Regions from separate parts of the Homo sapiens genome. Here all the other regions are linked to region 3. Evidence: read pairs that join two places in POLR2A ChIA-PET (ENCODE). Cell type or tissue: Panc1. All regions are shown on one strand. Each heading gives the region's core, and the rest is flanking DNA. Links, peaks and the distances in the headings are about the cores only.

What was found. ChIA-PET counts read pairs that join two places held together with the same protein. Peaks named below come from ENCODE experiments on the same cell type or tissue, not always from the same donor. Only the 100,000 strongest peaks of a DNase experiment are listed, where the experiment ranks them.
Region 1: POLR2A ChIA-PET joins it to region 3 with 5 read pairs; 3 of 35 experiments call an interaction of 5 or more read pairs at or near these places.
Region 2: POLR2A ChIA-PET joins it to region 3 with 7 read pairs; 2 of 35 experiments call an interaction of 5 or more read pairs at or near these places.

What each region holds. Positions count from the first base shown.
Region 1 is chr9:94,091,750-94,098,534 of GRCh38, forward strand. It overlaps PTPDC1 (protein tyrosine phosphatase domain containing 1), which reads left to right. Exons shown (of 9, transcript NM_001253829.2): 5 at 3,568-3,705; 6 at 5,572-6,785. Among named protein-coding and RNA genes, the nearest start is that of PTPDC1, 11 kb to the left of the region's middle. RefSeq lists an enhancer at 2,465-3,217. In Panc1, for the core only: no CTCF peak of the experiment used is centred there; no DNase peak of the experiment used is centred there; H3K4me3 peaks cover 373 bases; H3K27ac peaks cover 529 bases.
Region 2 is chr9:93,977,042-93,983,826 of GRCh38, forward strand. LOC124902216 (a long non-coding RNA gene) reads left to right here. Exons shown (of 3, transcript XR_007061672.1): 2 at 1-82; 3 at 3,378-3,613. Among named protein-coding and RNA genes, the nearest start is that of BARX1-DT, 25 kb to the left of the region's middle. RefSeq lists an enhancer at 2,486-2,985. In Panc1, for the core only: no CTCF peak of the experiment used is centred there; no DNase peak of the experiment used is centred there.
Region 3 is chr9:94,029,967-94,036,751 of GRCh38, forward strand. It overlaps a transcript of PTPDC1 not described here. Among named protein-coding and RNA genes, the nearest start is that of PTPDC1, 51 kb to the right of the region's middle. RefSeq lists an enhancer at 386-435 and a silencer at 706-1,125. In Panc1, for the core only: no CTCF peak of the experiment used is centred there; a DNase peak (open chromatin) is centred at 768; H3K4me3 peaks cover 1,764 bases; H3K27ac peaks cover 1,384 bases.

The DNA.
Region 1 (6,785 bases), core at 862-5,861, 62 kb after region 3:
ACAATTTCAGCTCCTGTTATTGGTCTATTCAGAGATTCAACTTCTTCCTGGTTTAGTCTTGGGAGAGTTTATGTGCAGAGGAATTTATCCATTTCTTCTAGATTTTCTAGTTTATTTGCATAGAGGTGTTTGTAGTATTCTCTGATGGTAGTTTGTATTTCTGTGGGATCAGTGGTGATATCCCCTTTATCATTTTTTATTGCGTCTATTTGATTCTTCTCTCTTTTTTTCTTTATTAGTCTTGCTAGCGGTCTATCAATTTTGTTGATCTTTTCAAAAAACAAGCTCCTGGATTCATTAATTTATTGAAGGGTTTTTTGTGTCTCTGTTTCCTTCAGTTCTGCTCTGAGTTTAGTTATTTCTTGCCTTCTGCTAGCTTTTGAATGTGTTTGCTCCTGCTTTTCTAGTTCTTTTAATTGTGATGTTAGGTTGTCAATTTTGGATCTTTCCTGCTTTCTCTTGTGGGCATTTAGTGCTATAAATTTCCCTCTACACACTGCTTTGAATGCGTCCCAGAGATTCTGGTATGTTGTGTCTTTGTTCTCGTTGGTTTCAAAGAACATCTTTATTTCTGCCTTCATTTCGTTATGTACCCAGTAGTCATTCAGGAGCAGGTTGTTCAGTTTCCATGTAGTTGAGTGGTTTTGAGTGAGATTCTTAATCCTGAGTTCTAGTTTGATTGCACTGTGGTCTGAGAGATAGTTTGTTATAATTTCTGTTCTTTTACATTTGCTGAGGAGAGCTTTACTTCCCAGTATGTGGTCAATTTTGGAATAGGTGTGGTGTGGTGCTGAAAAAAATGTATATTCTGTTGATATGGGGTGGAGAGTTCTGTAGATGTCTATTAGGTCTGTTTGGTGCAGAGCTGAGTTCAATTCCTGGGTATCCTTGTTGACTTTCTGTCTCGTTGATCTGTCTAATGTTGACAGTGGGGTGTTAAAGTCTCCCATTATTAATGTGTGGGAGTCTAAGTCTCTTTGTAGGTCACTCAGGACTTGCTTTATGAATCTTGGTGCTCCTGTATTGGGTGCATATATATTTAGGATAGTTAGCTCTTCTTGTTGAATTGATCCCTTTACCATTATGTAATGTCCTTCTTTGTCTCTTTTGATCTTTGTTGGTTTAAAGTCTGTTTTATCAGAGACTAGGATTGCAACCCCTGCCTTTTTTTGTTTTCCATTGGCTTGGTAGATCTTCCTCCATCCTTTTATTTTGAGCCTCTATGTGTCTCTGCACGTGAGATGGGTTTCCTGAATACAGCACACTGATGGGTCTTGACTCTTTATTCAATTTGCCAGTCTGTGTCTTTTAATTGGAGCATTTAGTCCATTTACATTTAAAGATAATATTGTTATGTGTGAATTTGATCCTGTCATTATGATGTTAGCTGGTTATTTTGCTCGTTAGTTGATGCAGTTTCTTCCTAGTCTCAATGGTCTTTACATTTTGGCATGATTTTGAAGTGGCTGGTACCGGTTGTTCCTTTCCATGTTTAGTGCTTCCTTCAGGAGCTCTTTTAGGGCAGGCCTGGTGGTGACAAAATCTCTCAGCATTTGCTTGTCTGTAAAGTATTTTATTTCTCCTTCACTTATGAAGCTTAGTTTGGCTGGATATGCAATTCTGGGTTGAAAATTCTTTTCTTTAAGAATGTTGAATATTGGCCCCCACTCTCTTCTGGCTTGTAGGGTTTCTGCCGAGAGATCCGCTGTTAGTCTGATGGGCTTCCCTTTGAGGGTAACCCGACCTTTCTCTCTGGCTGCCCTTAACATTTTTTCCTTCATTTCAACTTTGGTGAATCTGACAATTATGTGTCTTGGAGTTGCCTTCTCGAGGAGTATCTTTGTGGTGTTCTCTGTATTTCCTGAATCTGAACATTGGCCTGCCTTGCTAGATTGGGGAAGTTCTCCTGGATAATATCCTGCAGAGTGTTTTCCAACTTGGTTCCATTCTCCACATCACTTTCAGGTACACCAATCAGACGTAGATTTGGTCTTTTCACATAGTCCCATATTTCTTGGAGGCTTTGCTCATTTCTTTTTATTCTTTTTTCTCTAAACTTCCCTTCTCGCTTCATTTCATTCATTTCATCTTCCATTGCTGATACCCTTTCTTCCAGTTGATCGCATCGGCTCCTGAGGCTTCTGCATTCTTCACGTAGTTCTCGAGCCTTGGTTTTCAGCTCCATCAGCTCCTTTAAGCACTTCTCTGTATTGGTTATTCTAGTAATACATTCTCCTAAATTTTTTTCAAAGTTTTCAACTGCTTTGCCTTTGGTTTGAATGTCCTCCCGTAGCTCAGAGTAATTTGATCATCTGAAGTCTTCTCTCAGCTTGTCAAAGTCATTCTCCATCCAGCTTTGTTCCGTTGCTGGTGAGGAACTGCGTTCCTTTGGAGGAGGAGAGGTGCTCTACTTTTTAGAGTTTCCAGTTTTTCTGTTCTGTTTTTTCCCCATCTTTGTGGTTTTATCTACTTTTGGTCTTTGATGATGGTGATGTACAGATGGGTTTTTGGTGTGGATGTCCTTTCTGTTTGTTAGTTTTCCTTCTAACAGAGAGGACCCTCAGCTGCAGGTCTGTTGGAATACCCTGCCGTGTGAGGTGTCAGTGTGCCCCTGCTGGTGCCTCCCAGTTAGGCTGTTCTGGGGTCAGGGGTCAGGGACCCACTTGAGGAGGCAGTCTGCCCGTTCTCAGATTTCCAGCTGCGTGCTGGGAGAACCACAGCTCTTTTCAAAGCTGTCAGACAGGGACATTTAAGTATGCAAAAGTTACTGCTGTCTTTTTGTTTGTCTGTGCCCTGCCCCCAGAGGTGGAGCCTATAGAGGCAGGCAGGCCTCCTTGAGCTGTGGTGGGCTCCACCCAGTTCGAGCTTCCCGGCTGCTTTGTTTACCTAAGCAAGCCTGGGCAATGGCGGGCACCCCTCCCCCAGCCTTGCTGCCGCCTTGCAGTTTGATCTCAGACTGCTGTGCTAACAATCAGCGAGACTCCGTGGGCGTAGGACCCTCCGAGCCAGGTGCGGGATATAATCTTGTGGTGCGCAGTTTTTTAAGCCCGTCCGAAAAGCGCAGTGTTCGGGTGGGAGTGACCCGACTTTCCAGGTGCCGTCCATCACCCCTTTCTTTGACTCAGAAAGGGAACCCCCTGACCCCTTGCGCTTCCCAAGTGAGGCAGTGCCTCGCCCTGCTTCGGCTGAGGCACGGTGCGTGCGCCCACTGACCTGCGCCCACTGTCTGGCACTCCCTAATGAGATGAACCCGGTACCTCAGATGGAAATGCAGAAATCACCCGTCTTCTGCGTCGCTCACGCTGGGAGCTGTAGACCGGAGCTGTTCCTATTCGGCCATCTTGGCTCCTCCCCTCAGGAAATGTCTTAAGTAACATAAAATGTGCTTTGTGAGTAAATGTTAACAGTAAAGTTACTGGGAATGTAAAATCCCTCTTATTTTATGCAGTGTATGCACTGAGATCTACATGCCTCAGTCTCAGTGTAGATCTGTGTACTTTTCATTAGTGTTTGTACTTTCATTAATTTCCTGTATGTTGATTTTCTTTTCCTTTTCTTTTTTCCTAGTTTACTTCTACAATTTCGGATGGAAGGATTATGGTGTAGCGTCTCTTACTACTATCCTAGATATGGTGAAGGTGATGACATTTGCCTTACAGGAAGGAAAAGTAGCTATCCATTGTCATGCAGGGCTTGGTCGAACAGGTAGGTCCTAAGAGGTGGTTTATTGCCTGTAGGCATATTTAAACATAAAAGGAATAAGATTTCCTAATTTGAGGGTAAATGTTTCTCAGAATCCTATCAAAGCTTTGGAGTCAGGTGGAAGAAGGGAATAAGTTCTAGTGTTCTGTACCACTGTAGGGTGTCTATAGTTAAAATGATATATAGTTTCAAATAGCTAGAAGGAGGATATTGAATGTTCCCAACACAAATGCATGATAAATGTTGAAGATTATGCGTATACTAAATACACTGATCTGATCACTATACATTATATGTATTAAAACATCACTATATACCCCATAGATATGTATAATTATTATGTTAACATTAAAAATTAAATCAAAAAAAATTTTAAGATATTTGAAATACCGTAAACAGGTAGTTACAATGACCGTATATATATCATTTTAAAGTCTTTAGCAACAATGTGAGTTGGAGAAACTGCAATTTGAGAGAAGTAATTTGCTACATTTAGTAAGTGCCAGGGCCACACTTTAAATCCATGGTTGTCTGACTCCAGAGTTCATGTGCTTTCCATTTTTGGAGGTATAAGGATTTTGTTTGTGAAGAAGAGTCTATCTGTGCCCAGAATTCTATTAAAAAGTCAGTGATTTTACTTAAAACATTCAGCTGAATTTCATTACAGTGCTGATATTGGGGCAAAAATGAAGGCCGTAGGGCTGAAATTTTCATTGTCATCTGATCCAACCACATGCAGCTCAGCTCTGTCCGCAGTGTACCTGTGCTCCTGCCAGGGGATCTGCCACATACCTGGAAGCATGCGCAGGGGAGGGGACTCAGCTCTGCTTGAGATTAGTAGCTCTTAGGATCAAGCCAAAATCTCACTGTTTCTAGACATTGACATGATAGCTCTGCAGACATTTTACATTTATACTAAGATCTTCTGTGTCCTAGTGAGAAAGGTATGTTGTTACCGACTGTGAACTGGAGAGCATGCAGTTTTCAGAGGTTCTGATTTTCATATGTAACAAGATGTTCACAAACTTGGGGATCACACAGGTGTATTTGATTTGCCTTTTACTTTAATATTAATTGACTGTTATATTTGAATTAATTTATTAATTATTACCTTTTAACTAGTAATAACCTTACTAGTTATTCCTTTTAATTAGATGTTAGTAAGAATACCTAATGTTTATACCACTAAGCCTGGCTTCCTTAAGATTGCTTAATTTTCCATAATTGCTTATGGAAAAATAGAATTATATCATGGTCTGAAGGAAAACACATATTAGTATAGGCACAATCTGGAAAAAGAATTGCCAAGAAGAAAAGTAGGCTGCAAATATGAATAATCCCTAAAGAAGAAACTGCCGTGGTAGGGAGAGTGCCAAGCTGGGATGTGCCAGCAGTTGATGGCAAAGATAGCAGGGTGGGAGGTTCCAAACACAAAGTGTATGGATTGATTGGATGGAAATTCTCAAGAACTGTTCAGAGTGGAAAATAGAAACAGGATTTGCTTTCTTCTGATGGAGTTAAGTAGAACAAGGAGGATAGATGGGCCAGATGATCAGTTTCCCTTCCCTCCTGCACACTTACTCACCTACCTTGTGCCTGTGCTGGCACAGCTCTGGGCTACTGAGATGACTCAGTCATGGGGAGGCGGTGCCACATAGACATTTAATAAAGTTCTGTGCAGTAAGGAACGTGCAAAATAACACCTCTACAAAAAGTCACAAAGTTATCATCATAATTGTCCTTAAAATGTGTCTCTATTTATATGGTTTCTTAACACATATTCAAATTGTAAATCATCAAAGAGTGATAAATAAAATAAATAAAAATGTAAGCTTTTCTCATACCAGTCTTCTCTTCTTCACTGTTTAGGTGTTTTAATAGCCTGTTACTTAGTTTTTGCAACGAGAATGACTGCTGACCAAGCAATTATATTTGTGCGGGCAAAGCGACCCAATTCCATACAAACCAGAGGACAGCTCCTCTGTGTAAGGGAATTTACTCAGTTTCTAACTCCTCTCCGCAATATATTCTCTTGCTGTGATCCCAAAGCACATGCTGTCACCTTACCTCAATATCTAATTCGCCAGCGTCATCTGCTTCATGGTTATGAGGCACGACTTCTGAAACACGTGCCAAAAATTATCCACCTAGTTTGCAAATTGCTGCTGGACTTAGCGGAGAACAGGCCAGTGATGATGAAGGATGTGTCCGAAGGACCTGGTCTCTCTGCTGAAATAGAAAAGACAATGTCTGAGATGGTCACCATGCAGCTGGATAAAGAGTTACTGAGGCATGACAGTGATGTGTCCAACCCGCCTAACCCCACTGCAGTGGCAGCAGATTTTGACAATCGAGGCATGATTTTCTCCAATGAGCAACAGTTTGACCCTCTTTGGAAAAGGCGGAATGTTGAGTGCCTTCAACCCCTGACTCATCTGAAAAGGCGGCTCAGCTACAGTGACTCAGATTTAAAGAGGGCCGAGAACCTCCTGGAGCAAGGGGAGACTCCACAGACAGTGCCTGCCCAGATCTTGGTTGGCCACAAGCCCAGGCAGCAGAAGCTCATAAGCCATTGTTACATCCCACAGTCTCCAGAACCAGACTTACACAAGGAAGCCTTGGTTCGCAGCACACTTTCTTTCTGGAGTCAGTCAAAGTTTGGAGGCCTGGAAGGACTCAAAGATAATGGGTCACCAATTTTCCATGGAAGGATCATTCCAAAGGAAGCACAGCAGAGTGGAGCTTTCTCTGCAGATGTTTCAGGCTCACACAGCCCTGGGGAGCCAGTTTCACCCAGCTTTGCAAATGTCCATAAGGATCCAAACCCTGCTCACCAGCAAGTGTCTCACTGTCAGTGTAAAACTCATGGTGTTGGGAGCCCTGGCTCTGTCAGGCAGAACAGCAGGACACCCCGAAGCCCTCTGGACTGTGGCTCCAGTCCCAAAGCACAGTTCTTGGTTGAACATGAAACCCAGGACAGTAAAGATCTGTCTGAAGCAGCTTCACACTCTGCATTACAGTCTGAATTGAGTGCTGAGGCAAGAAGAATACTGGCGGCCAAAGCCCTAGCAAATTTAAATGAA
Region 2 (6,785 bases), core at 1,159-6,158, 52 kb before region 3:
CCCAGTGCTGGTGGACAGCTGGCCGTCCCTACCACTGGACTTCATTCCAGGCTGAGGGGATCTCAGGTGTAACCTGCACCAGGTGAGTCAGGGGAAGACAGGAGCTGAGAATGTTCCCATCATTTCCTGTCTGCTTCTCCATGCAAATCGAGCTGCTCTGACTCACTTGTTCCAGTTGTAGAGAGGTGAGAACCATCAGAAAAAGCTAGAATAGGTGACATTCTCCAAGGAACCCAGCCCCGTTTCTTCTACAAGTCAGTGGCATGAAAAAGGTGTGCCCTGTTTTAGACTGAAAGGCCATAGAGAAATAATAGCTAAACACAATGCATGGTCCCTAACTGGAGACTGGCTTTAACAAATGCAACGAGGGAAGCTGAGCTTGAATCACTACACTGGATCTCCTTCTTCTCCACCAGGCCCACTCTCCTCCTTCCTTCTGCTCTGCGCCCTGGAGCTGACCTCTATAAAATACATCATCAGGCTCCCAGCTGAACAAATTGTATTTTTCCAAATATTCATTTCTCCTCACACTCAGAATTTACAACCCTACCTATTGCCATGAGAAAGGGTCTTACCTCTGGTCCTGCTGACAGCTGGCTGGGTTGTGTGTGTTGCTTTGGCCAGTGGGATATGAGTGTAATTGATGGGCACCACTTCCTAACAGAAGCTTTAAGACCCGAGGTGTGGGTCTTGGTGTGTCCCAGACAAGAGGACTGCCCAATCCACAGTCAACATGGAAGCAGGGAAAGAATGAACAGATGCTGCTGGAAGCCACTGAGATGTTGGCACCATTGTTCAACCTTAGTTAGCAGAAGCCTTGTTTCCAGTGGGTTGGCTGATGGGTGCACCTGGAGGAGGGCAGCCCCTGGGAGACGGAGAGGATGGGGGTTTATTTCTCTTGCACTCGCAGGTGCTCAGGTGGATTTTGTGCCTCCACCAAAAGCCACTGCTCCAGGCAGGCGGCTGGCAGGCTCCATCCAGCTGCTTCTCTGAATTCCAGCCAACTTTTTCTCTTGCCCTGCAAGCCCATAGCTGGTGACAACTATTTCCCTAATTGTCCATCCTTGTCAATTGTCCTTTACTCTTCTCTCCCTGATGGCCTGGCTCCAGCACACCACCTGCTTCCTGCCAGGCCTTAACCAAAAGAACCAGGTAGGAGTGCTCTTCAGGTTTTACTGCTAATTTTTTAAGCTGTGATAATCGGGGTTATGTTTAAAAGTGAAGGGTTTCAATGTCCATAATTAATTTAAGATGGCTCTGCAAAACAGAAAAAGAGAAAAAGCAAACTATTAACAATTATTAAACCTAGGTAGAGATGACTGTTCATGGTACTATTCTTTTCACTTTTCTCTGTTTGAAAATTTGCATAATAAAAGGCAAAAAGAAAAATTGTGGGTGGCAGGGGTCCCAGTCCTACCATCGAGCAAGCTGAAGTTCCTAGCTGTCATGCTCCTTCCTTCCCTCCTCTGAACTTTTGTCCAGACTATTCCCTGGGCCAGGGCAATGCCCATCCTGCATGCCTTCGCCTGGAAAATTCCTCCTCATCCTTCTAGTATGTACTCACCTTAAGCTGCTCCCATGCTCCCTGCCCCAACCCAGACAGGGGGAACCCCATGCCCCAGAGCATTCAGCTCTATCCCAGAGCTTCTCTGCCCCACATGTGCCAAACAGTGCATGATGCAAGCCTGAGCAATGTTGCTTTAAGTCTTCTCCAGGTCCTGATATTTACAACATTGTTCCTGACAGCACCCTCCCAGCTCACCCTCTCCTGGTCCTGAGCCCATTGTCACCACCTCTCTTCCTTACTCTGCCCTGAGGGACATGCTTCATTGGGAAGCCATTCATTCATTCGTGCTCTCATGAGCTCATCTGCAGTCACCAGGACACACAAGTGAGACAGGGTGGTGCTGCTTCCCTGGGGTACTGTCAGCTGAAAAGACACAAATCAACCAGCCACACAGATGATCACCCGGCTTTGGCCACAGTGAGTTTCACCAAGGGATATCACTTTGTGCAGCAGTGAGGCCATCTCAGGCTAGGAGAAGGCCTTCTCGTAAGAACCCTTAGGATGCTGGCTGGATATATGGATTCCCAAATCTTCCACTCAGAACATCCAGTGGGGGACCCAGGGAGTCTGCATTTTCCACAAGTAGCTAGAGTGACATTTATAGTCAGCCAAGTCTGGAAAGCACTGGCCTCCAGGAATAAGGAGGAATATTTCATTCGTGCAGCACTAGGGCAAGGGCTCAAGTGGACCCCAGGCCCTCCCCACTGTGCACACAGATAACAGCACTCTGGAGGCCATCTGGTGATGGTACGGAGGGCAAGTGGGTGCAGCAGGTACAAGGGCTCCCCCAATGCCAGGCCCAATGCAAAGTGGTGTGACAGTCAGTGGAACTCAGCCCCATTAGGTGCAGTCCCTTGGCCGAGGCCCCCAGCTCATTGGCATCAGATCTAGAACAAGGGGTGACCACTGACCAAGTGCTTCCTCGGGATCCCCAGTGACCTGCAGGCTGCTCCTCCTGTTAAGCCCCCTTACAACCCATGTGGCTGTCACCTCAAACTCCCTCCTGGCCCCCATACTCACTCTGCTGTCCCAGTCCACCCTTCCCTGAACTCCTGCAGCCTCCACAACAGCCCACTTACTCTCGTCTCCACTCTGCTCCACATCCCATTTCCCTAAATCCTGGTCTGCATCCTGTTGCTCCAAGTTTAAAAGCCTCTTCTAGCTTCCAAGAGCATTCTCTCCTACTGGCCACAGGCCTAGCTGCCTCCCCTGCGGCACCCCTCCTCTTGTCCCCAAGCTCCGGCCATGCAGGCCCCTTCTTGCCCTCTAGTCAGCAGCTCTTTCCCTCCCTGAGAATGTGCATCTGCTCTCCCCTCCTGCCTGCATTTCTCCCTTGGCAGGGCCTCCCTATCTCAGCTGGAGTGTGAGTTCCTCAGGGCAGGCTTTCTAGACCCCAGTCCAAAGGGCAGGTTTTCTGTCCCATGTATATTCCTTCACAGCATGCACCACAGTCTGCATGTGCACGTTTCCTTGAGCGTTACTCATTTAATGTGCATCCTCCCATTTGACCAAAACCTCATGGAGGCAGGGACTGCACTTGGCTGGCTGTGGGGTCTGGCACAGGAGGTGCCCCAAGGGACTGTGAACGTAGATGAGTGATGTGAGATTTAGGGAGGGGAGACCTATTATCAAGGCTCTGTGGTGCTTGATATGGGCTGAATCGTAATCTGCTCTGAAGATAGGCTGATGTCTTAATTCCTAGTAGCTGTGAATATGACCTTATTTGGAAATAGGGTCTTACAGATGTAATCAAGTTAAGATGAGGACATTCGGGTGGGCTCTAATCCAATATGAATGGTATCCTTATCAGAAAGAAAAGTGCCACATAAGGAGAGACACACGGGGGGAACGCCATGTGACAATGGAGTTATGAAGCTGCAAGCCAGGTCATGCCCAGGAGTGCCAGCAGCCACCAGGAGCTAAGGAGAAAGAGTGGGATCCATCCTGCCCTGGACCCTGCAGAAGGGGCACAGCCCTGCTGGTGCTTTCATTTCAGACTTCTGGCCTCCAGAGTTGTAAAAGAATAAACTCACTCTGTGGTTCTAAGCTGCCCAGTTTGTGGTAGATCATTACAGCAGCCACCGGAAACTAATACGTGATTATATCATTAATAAGTGGTAGTGTCAAACTCAGACTAGTTTGGCTATAAAATTTCTGCAATGCTACTTTGTTGTTTTGGTGATTTCAAGCAAATTATTTCACCTCACTTCTCTATGCCTCAATTTCCTTTTCTGTAAAATGGCATTACTGATGAAACTTATTTCGTGGAGTTGCTGTGAGGTTTAAATACAGTAGGTGTGGTATCAGAGGTGAACATGCCCTTTTCCGATAAGGTATTTGCATGTATCATGGTGGGAAATTTCTTCTGCCTGAAATCTTCTTAGTTCAGGGATTCTGAACTAAGGATTCAGATTTTCATCTGCTTTATTGAAGGGTGTGTATACTATAGTTATTTAGGCACAGGTCTGTTCCTTGTTTGAGGTCTTGATGTTCAAAAATTTAAAGTTAGCCTTGAATACAGGGAAGATTTTGGTTGCATGTATTTCATTATGGGGTATACCTTTGCCCTCTCCAGCACAAAAAAAATATTACTAAAAGAAAATTGATAAATTCCTGGCAACATACAACCTCCCAAGATTAAATCAGGAAGAAATTGAAACCCTGAACAGACCAATAATGAGTTCCAAGATGGAATCAGTAATAAAAGACCTACCAACAAAAAGAGCCCTGCACCAGGTGAATTCACAGACAAATTCTACCACACGTACAAAGAACAGCTGGTACCAATCCAACTGAAACTTTTCCAAAAAATCAAGAAGGAGGGTAATATGGTTTGGATCTGTATCCCTACCCAAATTTCATGTTTAAATGTAATCCCCAACGCTGGTGGTAGAGCCTGGTGGGAGGTGATTAGATCATGGCAGTTTCTCATGGTTTAACATCATCCCCCCTTGGTGCTGTGGTCACAAGAGTGAGTGAGTTCTCATGATATCTGGTTGTTTAAAAGTGTGTGGCACCTCCCCTTTCTTCTCTTCCTACTGCTCTGGCCATGTGGAGTGCTTCATTCCTTCTTTGCCTTCTGCCATGATTGGAAGCTTTTTGAGGCCTCCCCAGAAGCAGAAGCCACTATACTTCCTGTACAAACTGCAGAACCATGATCCAATTAAACCTCTTTTCTTTATAAATTACCCAGTCTCAGGTATTTCTTTACAGCAATGGGAGAACAGACTAATACAGAGGGATTCCTCCCTAACTCATTCTATGAAACTGGCATCATCTTGATACCAAAAGTTGGCAAAGACACAATAAACAAAAACTACAGTCCAATATCTCTGATGAACATAGGCACAAAAATCCTCAACAAAATACTAGAAAACTGAATCCAGTAGCATATCAAAAAGTTAATTCATCATGACCAAGTAGACTTTATTCCCGGGATGCAAGGTTAGTTCAACATACACAAATCAATAAATGTGATTCACCACATAAACAGAATTAAAAACAAAAACCATATCATCATCTCAACAGATGAAGAAAAAGCTTTCAATAAATCCCAGTATCCCTTCATGATAAAACCCTCAATAAACTAGGCATTGAAGGAACGTACCTCAAGATAGTAAGAGCCATCTATGACAAACCTACAACCAACATCATATTAAATGGGCAAAAGCTGGAAGCATTCCTCTTAAGAACTGGAAAAAGACAAGAATGCCCACTCTCACCACCCCTATTCAATATAGTACTGGAAGTCCTAGCCAGAGAAATCAACAAAAGAAAGAAATAAGAGGCATCCAAATAGGAAAAGAAGTCAAATGACGTCTCTTTGCTGGTGAAATAACACTATGCCTAGAAAACCCTAAAGACTCCATCAAAATGCTCCAAGACCTAATAAATAACTTTAGTAAAGTTTCAGGATACAAAATCAATATTCAAAGATCAGTAGCATTTCAGTACACCAATATGTTCAAGCTGAGAGTCAAATCAAGAATGCAATTCCATTTACACTAGCCACAAAAAATAAAATATCTAGTGATATGGTTTGGCTGTGTCCCCATCCAAATCTCAACTTGAACTGTATCTCCCAGAATTCACATGTGTTGTGGGAGGAACCCAGGGGGAGGTAATTGAATCATGGGGGCTGGTCTTTCCCGTGTTATTCTCGTGACAGTGAAAAAGTCTCATGAGATCTAATGGGTTTATCAGGGGTTTCTGCTTTTGCTTCTGGCTCATTTTTCTCTTGCCACTGCCATGTAAGAAGTGCCTTTCACTTCCCACCATGATTCTTAGGCTTCCCCAGCCATGTGGAACTCTAAATCCAATTAAACCTCTTTTTGTTCCCAGTTTCAGGTATGTCTTTATCAGTAGCATGAAAATGAACTAATATATCTAGGAATATATCTTACCAAGGAGGTGAAAGACCTATACAAGTAGAACTACAAAACACTGCTAAAAGAAATCACAGGTGACACAAACAAATGAAAGAACATTCCATGCTCATGGATTGGGAGAATCAATATTACTAAAATGTCCATAAAGCCAAAGCAATCTACAGATTCAATGTTATTCCTATCAAACTACCAATGTCATTTTTTCCATTTTTTCACAGAATTAGAAAAAAACTACTCTAAAATTCATATGGTACTAAAACAGAGCCTGAATAGCCAAAGCAATCCTAAGCCAAAAGAATGAAGTGAGAGGCATCATATTACCCAACTTCGAAGTATCCTACAAGGCTACAGTAACCAAAACAGCATGGTACTGGTACAAAAAACCAGACACATAAACCAGCAGAACAGAATAGGAACCCAGAAATAAAACTGAACCCTTATAACCAACTGATCTTTGACAAAGTTGACAAAAATAAGCAATGAAGAAAGGACTCCCTATTTAATAAATGGTGCTGGAATAACTGGCTTACTACATGCAGAAGAATAAAAATAGAACAACTACATGCCACCATATACAAAAATTAACTCAAGATGGATAAAATGCCTAAATGTAATACATAAAAAGATTAAAATCCTATAAGAAAACCTAGGAAATACCCTTCTAGACATTGGCCTTGGGACATAATTTATGACTAAGTTCTCAAAAGCATTTGCAACAAAAACAAAAATAGACAGATGAGACCTAATTAAACTAAAGAGCTTCTGCATGGCAAAAGAAATTATCAATTTAGTAAACTGACAACCTACAGCATGAGAGAAAATATTCACAA
Region 3 (6,785 bases), core at 590-5,589:
TTAAGGGCATCAATGTGCCAAGTTAAGATTACAGTTTCCAGCTCTGAGAGGTCATGATACTAAATTCGAGTCTGTAAGATGTAGTTAGAAGGTTTTGTGTGGGACTTCCAGAAAGGCCCTTTCTAAAATAAGGATGTGATGGCTGGAGCTCCAACTACCATTTTGGCCCATAAGGCAAATTGGTGGACACAAGCCAGGTGTAGGGATGACAGAGCCGAACGACCTTAGGTACCTTCCTCCCACTTTCTTTTATGGGAGAGGGGAAAAGCCCCTCGTGGGTTTAGGATACTGGAATCTGGGGGTTCCTGTTACACGCAGGCAAACCCCGTCAGCCACTCTGTAAACTGCTGGGCCTTGCTCTCACCCAGATTCTGCTCCTCGGATTTCTCTGAACCACCTGGGGCCGCGACGAACCACCTGGGGCCGCGACGCCGTAAGAGTTGGGACGATAGGACCAGTAGAAGCAGGAGGAACAACACAGGAAGCGCGCCCGGAGAGGCGGCCAGTCGCTGGGTTCCGTCCGCGGTGCTCCAGGGCTCTCCTGGCTCTTCCTCCATTCACTCTTCTCGACCCTGTGGCCGGGGAGCGCTTGCAGCCAGCTCCGCCGCCGTCCTTCTTGGCTCGCGCCGTCCCCTAGCCGTCCTCACGCCGTCCCCTTACTTAGGGTCCCCTTTCCGCACCCGCGCCATCCCCTCAGCGTCCCTCACGGTTCCCTCACCGCCCGCGCCCGTTCGAAAATGCCCAGAGCCACCGCTCTCGTCACGGTCCGCTTCAGGCCTCCATTGGCCAGCACACGTCACGTGCGGCGTGTGGCGGCTGACATTGGCGGGCGGGCGCGCTGAGGGCAGCGCCGGGGACGCGGCCTCAGCAGGGGCGCCCCGCCACGGGGAGCAGCCCAGGCGCTCGCCCCAGGACGTTGTCCGGCGGGCTGGGCTGGGACCCCTCTGCCTCCAGGGCGCGTCGGGAGCAGCAGGGATCGGTGCCGCGCCGTGAGGGTGCGCAGAGGCTGCCCTCGGGCCCGCTACCCACAGACCCTCCGCGGGGCAGCGTCTCCGGGCCGGCCGCGCCCTGGTCCGCCGACCGCAGACGACTTGTGACACGGACGGCGCGTCCTGCTGACCCCAGCCGGCGCCGAGGGCTTGGAATCTCGAGCGGGAAAAGGTTCGGAATTCGCAGCTAGTTTAGCCGCACACTCAGTATGGTTCTTTCAGATTTGTTTTTTTAAACGTCTAGATATTAAGTGATGCGTGGTGGAGGCAAATCACTGAGGGTCGTGAGCTTGAAACTAAAGTTTAAAGGTCTTGGATTTGAGGGTCTCACATTCAGATGTCTGCAGGGACCAGGCTGGGAGATGCTGGGAGAACCCCCACGTTCTGGGGTGGCGAGTGCCTCTCAACTGCCGCTGGAAGCGATCTCAGATTTTTCATGAGAAGTTGAATATCGGGATTTTTATGTGAAATCTCTTGATTTGTAAATGTTGGCAATCAATTAAAAAAAAAAGAAGAAACACTGGAAGCCAAGCAAAAGACATTTATAAGCTGGTTCTAGTCTGCCAGTTTGTGACCTCTAATTTAGGTCTAATTCTGCCACTAAATTAGTCACGTGACCTTGACCAAGTCATTTATCTCTCGGACATGCATTCTCAACATGGGTGATATTGCTCATGTTCTTAGGGGGAAAAAAGATCGTAGATATTACCGTCCTTTGTGGCCTTCCAAAGAGCCTCAAAACAAGCAGATATACGTTATACCTATGTCATTGAAATTTTATGGGGTTAGCAGATTCGGAAATAAAATGTCTAAAACGTCTCCTGGGAGGAGAGGGGGAAAATCAAGAAAAGGTTGAGAAACACTGCTTTAGGGAGGTGGATAAGCAGATGATCCTGCGATAGTTATGTATGTGGAAGGATTAAAACATACTAGCATTCATAGATTGAGAACCGGAAAACTCCGAGAGGTCATCTTATAAATGTTCCATGCCAGGCACTGTTAACACACACACGTACAGGTACATACATATATACACACATACATATGTCCACACAATTTTATTTGATCTCCACAACAAAGTGTCGTTTCATTTACTGTGTGGGAAAACAAGCTCAGAGGGTTTGGGTGACGTGTCACAGTCAGAGCTATTAATATTAAATGGAAGAACTGGGATTTAAATCCAAGTCTATGTGGCTCCAAAACCACCCACTCATCCTGTTGGCTCCCAGCTTGTCCAGTTGTGTCCAGACCTCTTAGTGCACAAGAATTCCACCTTGTGGCTTTTTAAAAATGCAAAATCTCAGCTCCCACTCCAGAAATGAGGATTCAGTATCAGGGACAGGGCTGGAGGATCTGCATTTTCACACCCTTCTAGGATGATTCCCATATTGGTGACCCAGGGACCATTTTAAGAACAATTGTTCTAGTCTAATTTCCCACCCAATCCCAAAGTCTTCGTGGGGTTGTACCCAAGGGGCTCAAATTTCTCCTCCCAAACAGAGATTCCATCTCCTTTTCCAGACAAGTGACCATTCAAGCTTTGGAAGGAAATCTTTTGTTGGAGGAAACCAAGGTTTAGGAGACAGCACCCTATCCTGTGGAACAGCTCTCATTTTGAGACAGTCCTGACAATTTTGCTTTGCTTTTTTAAAATGAGCTTCCTTCTGTGATATTCTGATCCTCCTTGAAAACTAGGTTCAAGGCATTTATTTGAAAGTTACTATTAAAGTTTTATTATTTATTTATTTTGAGACGGGGTCTCACTCTGTCGCCCAGTCTGGTCTCATACTCCTGGGCTTAAATTAATCCTTGACCTCCTGTAGTGCTGGGATTACAGGTATGAACCACCACACCTGGCCTCACAGTTCTCTTAAAAGCACATCCTTTTTCTTTTTCTCTATTTATTTATTTATTTTTTAAGTTTGAAACAGTGTCTCGCTCAGGTGCCCAGGCTGGAGTGCAGTGGTGCAATCTCAGCTCACTGCATCCTCAACCTGCCAGGCTCAAGCAATCCTCCCACCTCAGCTTCCCAAGTAGGTGGGATTACTGCTGTGTGCCACCACGCCCAGCTACTTTTTGTATTTTTTATGGAGATGGAGTTTCGCCATGTTCCCCAGGCTGGTCTTGAATTCCTGGGCTCAAGTAATCTCCCGCCTCAGCCTCCCAAAGTGCTGGGATTACAGCTATGAGCCACCGTCCCCAGCCTGCACGTCCTTTTTCAAAACCAACAACTGCCTCAAAGTCCAGACATTTTCTTTGTTCTAAATTAAGCAGTATAGAGGATGGGAAAATGTATACATCGAAATGTTTCTTCAGAATCATGTTTTATATAAGTTACTTATATATTTCTTTTTCTAAAAATGATGTAAGTTGAATAATCAAAACATTTCTTTGCAATTATTATCTGGATCGTTTCACGTACCTCATGTGTTGTTACTGAAAAAGTTGTATTTCATTTTTCTGGTTTCTGTGGAGGCAACATGGGGTACAGGAAATAAAGTGTGTTTAAGGAAGAACCGGTGTTCTAATCCCAATTCCAGTACTTTCTAGTTATGTGACCTCGGGCTGGTGACGTCCTCTCTGATTCTCAGTTCTTCCTCTCTGATTCTCACTTTCCTAATCTTTAAAATGGGGACAGTGCCTCCAGGGTTGTGACATTTATATGAGACAGCATGTGTAAAGCCCTAGTAGAGTGCTAAGCACAACTATTTTCTATTAATATTAGTTTTTTTCCTCTCTCACTCTCTTTAGAGCAAATTTATGAGTTCCTATCCTGCTGTAATATTTAAGATCATTTTGATTTCCAAAAAGATGCATTTTCTGGAGCACTTAACTGTATGTGAGACATAAAAAAATTCATAAAAAAAATAGTGGGCCATCTTTTTAAAAAACTTTGCTGAGAAAACTAAGGGCAAATTGACTATCTAGTTTCTTATCAGGTTTTGCTCTCTATGACCAAAGTCATCCATTTGTTAATTTAGCAGATATTTATGAACACTTATCATGTGCCAGGCAGTATAGTAGATGTAGACAATATAACTGTAAAGAAGACAGACAAGGTCCCTAACCTAAAATAAATTATATAAGAAAAAGATAGTAAGCAAATAAAGTAATTACAGATTTTGATAAATGCTTAAACAGTAAAACTGAATAATGTCAGTGAATTTAACATGGTAAGAAAATATGTTCCTCACTGAGTTTAAATTTGTGAAAAAATATTAGGAAATTATCTTAAACTCTTAAGTCTTAATTAAGGTTTTGAAATTAGGCTGTGTCAGAAAATGGGAGATTTGTGGCCAAGCACAGTGGTTCACGCCTGTAATTCCAGCACTTTGGGAGACTGAGACGGGTGGATCACCTGAGGTCAGGAGTTCAAGACCAGCCTGGCCAACATGGTGAAACCCCATCTCTACTAAAAATACAAAAATTAGTGGAGTGTGGTAATGCAGACCTGTACTCCCAGCTACTCAGGAAGCTGAGGCAGGAGAATTGCTTGAACCTGGGAGACGGAGGTTGCAGTGAGCCGAGATCATGCCACTGCACTCCAGCCTGGACAATAGAGTGAGACTCTGTCTCAGAAAAAACCAAACAAACAGAAAAGAAAACAGAGATTTAAGGAAAATAAATGAGAACACAGTTAAAGATTTCCTAGGTCTGAAATGTTTTACAGTTTATCCAAGGGATGTAATTTACATTTCTTCCATTAAAGTATCAATGTTTTGGTAATTTTTCTGCTTAACTTCTAAGAAATTATGATGTCATTTTTCTTAGAAATCATTCTGTATAAGAACAATTAATATGGACACTTTATTAGAAAATTGTGCCCCCAATAATCTTTCTCAGTGGTTTCTCTGAATTTTTTAAATTTTATTTTAAATTGACAGTTTATAATTGTATATATTTATGGGGTGCAAAATGATGCTGTGGTTTAATTCAATGTGGAATAACTAAGTCAAGCTAATTAATATATTCATCACCTCACGTACTTATTTTTTGTGATGAGAACATTTGAAATTTATCAATTTTAAAATGTATATGATTCATTTAGAATCATGCCTTTGCAGTCAATAGTAATATGTTTACTTTATACCTTATAATTCAACTCTTAGGTGGAAAAGATTCTAGGAATTTACATTTTCTCCACTTCCTTGAGTCTTCTGTTTTAGGAATTAAATTGCCTGTTTAATTGGTGTTGTGACTGTGTTTTTATTTTATTCTGTTCCCAATACTGTTTCCCAAGAAGTTTGCAATATAATGTAATACACTGTTATTAACTATATTCACCACACTGTGCAATAGATCTCAATTTTTAAAAACCCTATCCTTCTTGTCTAACTGAGGCTTTGTACCCTTTTGCCTTCATCTTCCTATTCCTCCCAGCTGTCAGCTTCTGGTAACCACCATTCTGTTCTCTGCTTCTATGAGTTCAGGTGTTTTAGATTCCTCATATAAGTGGAACATGTGGTATTTGTACTTCTGTGCCTGGCTTATTTCACTTTGCATAATGGTCTCTTAGTTCTCTTATTCCATCCACGTTGTGGCAAATGTCAGAATGTATTTCTTTTTTAAGGCTGAATAGTAGTCCATTGTGTATATATGCCACATTTTCTTTATCCATTCATCTGTTGATAGACACTTAGTTTGATTCCGTAACTTGGCCATTGTGAATACTGCTACAATAAACGTGGGCATGCAGACATCTCTTCAACTGATTTCAAATCTTTTGGGTAAATACCCAGAAGTGGGACTGCCGAATAGAGTGGTAGTCCTATTTTTAATTTTTTGAGGAAACTTTATACTGTTTTCTGTAATGGCTATACCAATTTACATACCCACCAACAGGACACAAGGTTTCCCCTTTTTCCACATCTTTGCCAACACCTATCTTTTGACTTACTGGTAATGCCATCCTAACAGGTGTGAGGTGATATCTCCTCATGATTTTGATTTGCACTCCCTCATGATTAGTGATGTTGAGCACTTTTTCATGTACCTGTTGGCCATTTGTATGTCTTATTTGGAAAAATGTCTGTTCAGGTCCTTTGCCCATTTTTAATCGGATTATTTGTTTTTTTTTTTGTTTTTTTTTTGCTACTGAGTTGTATGAGTTCCTGATGTATTTTGGATATTAATCCCTTATCAGATATATGGTTTGCAAACATTTTCTCCCATTCTGTAGGTTGTCTTGTCATTTTGTTGATTCTTCCCTTTGCTGTGCAGAATCTTTTTGGTTTGTTGTAGACCTTTTTTATTTTTGCTTTTGTTGACTGCTTTTAGTGTCACATCCAAAAAATTATTGCCAAGACTAATGTCAAAGAGCTTTATCCCTCTGTTTTTGTCTCAGAGTTTTCCAGCTTTAGGTGTTAGATTTAAGTCTTTAATCCATTTTGAGTTATATAATTTTTGTAAGTGGTGTAAGATAGGAGTCCTGTTTGTTTCTTTTATTTTTTTTCATGTAAGTATCTAGTTTTCCCAACACGATTTATTTAAAAGATTATCCTTTCCCCATCATGTACTCTTGGCACCTTTGTCAAATATTGAACATATATGCGTGGGTTTATTTAGATTAATTTTTTGTCATGTTTTAAAACCTAACCATTGTGTTCTTGGATGGTAAACCTTGTGATATTAACCCGTAACTTTTTGAGTGATAAGTTCCACCACAAGGCCATAACCTGCTCTGATTCTGGTGGCTACAAAAGAATACTTCCTCTCTGTTCTATGTGGGATGAGTAAGTATCAATCTCTGGATTAGACTTCCCTGGCTGGATGCTGCAGTGCACAGCAGAGGGAGTT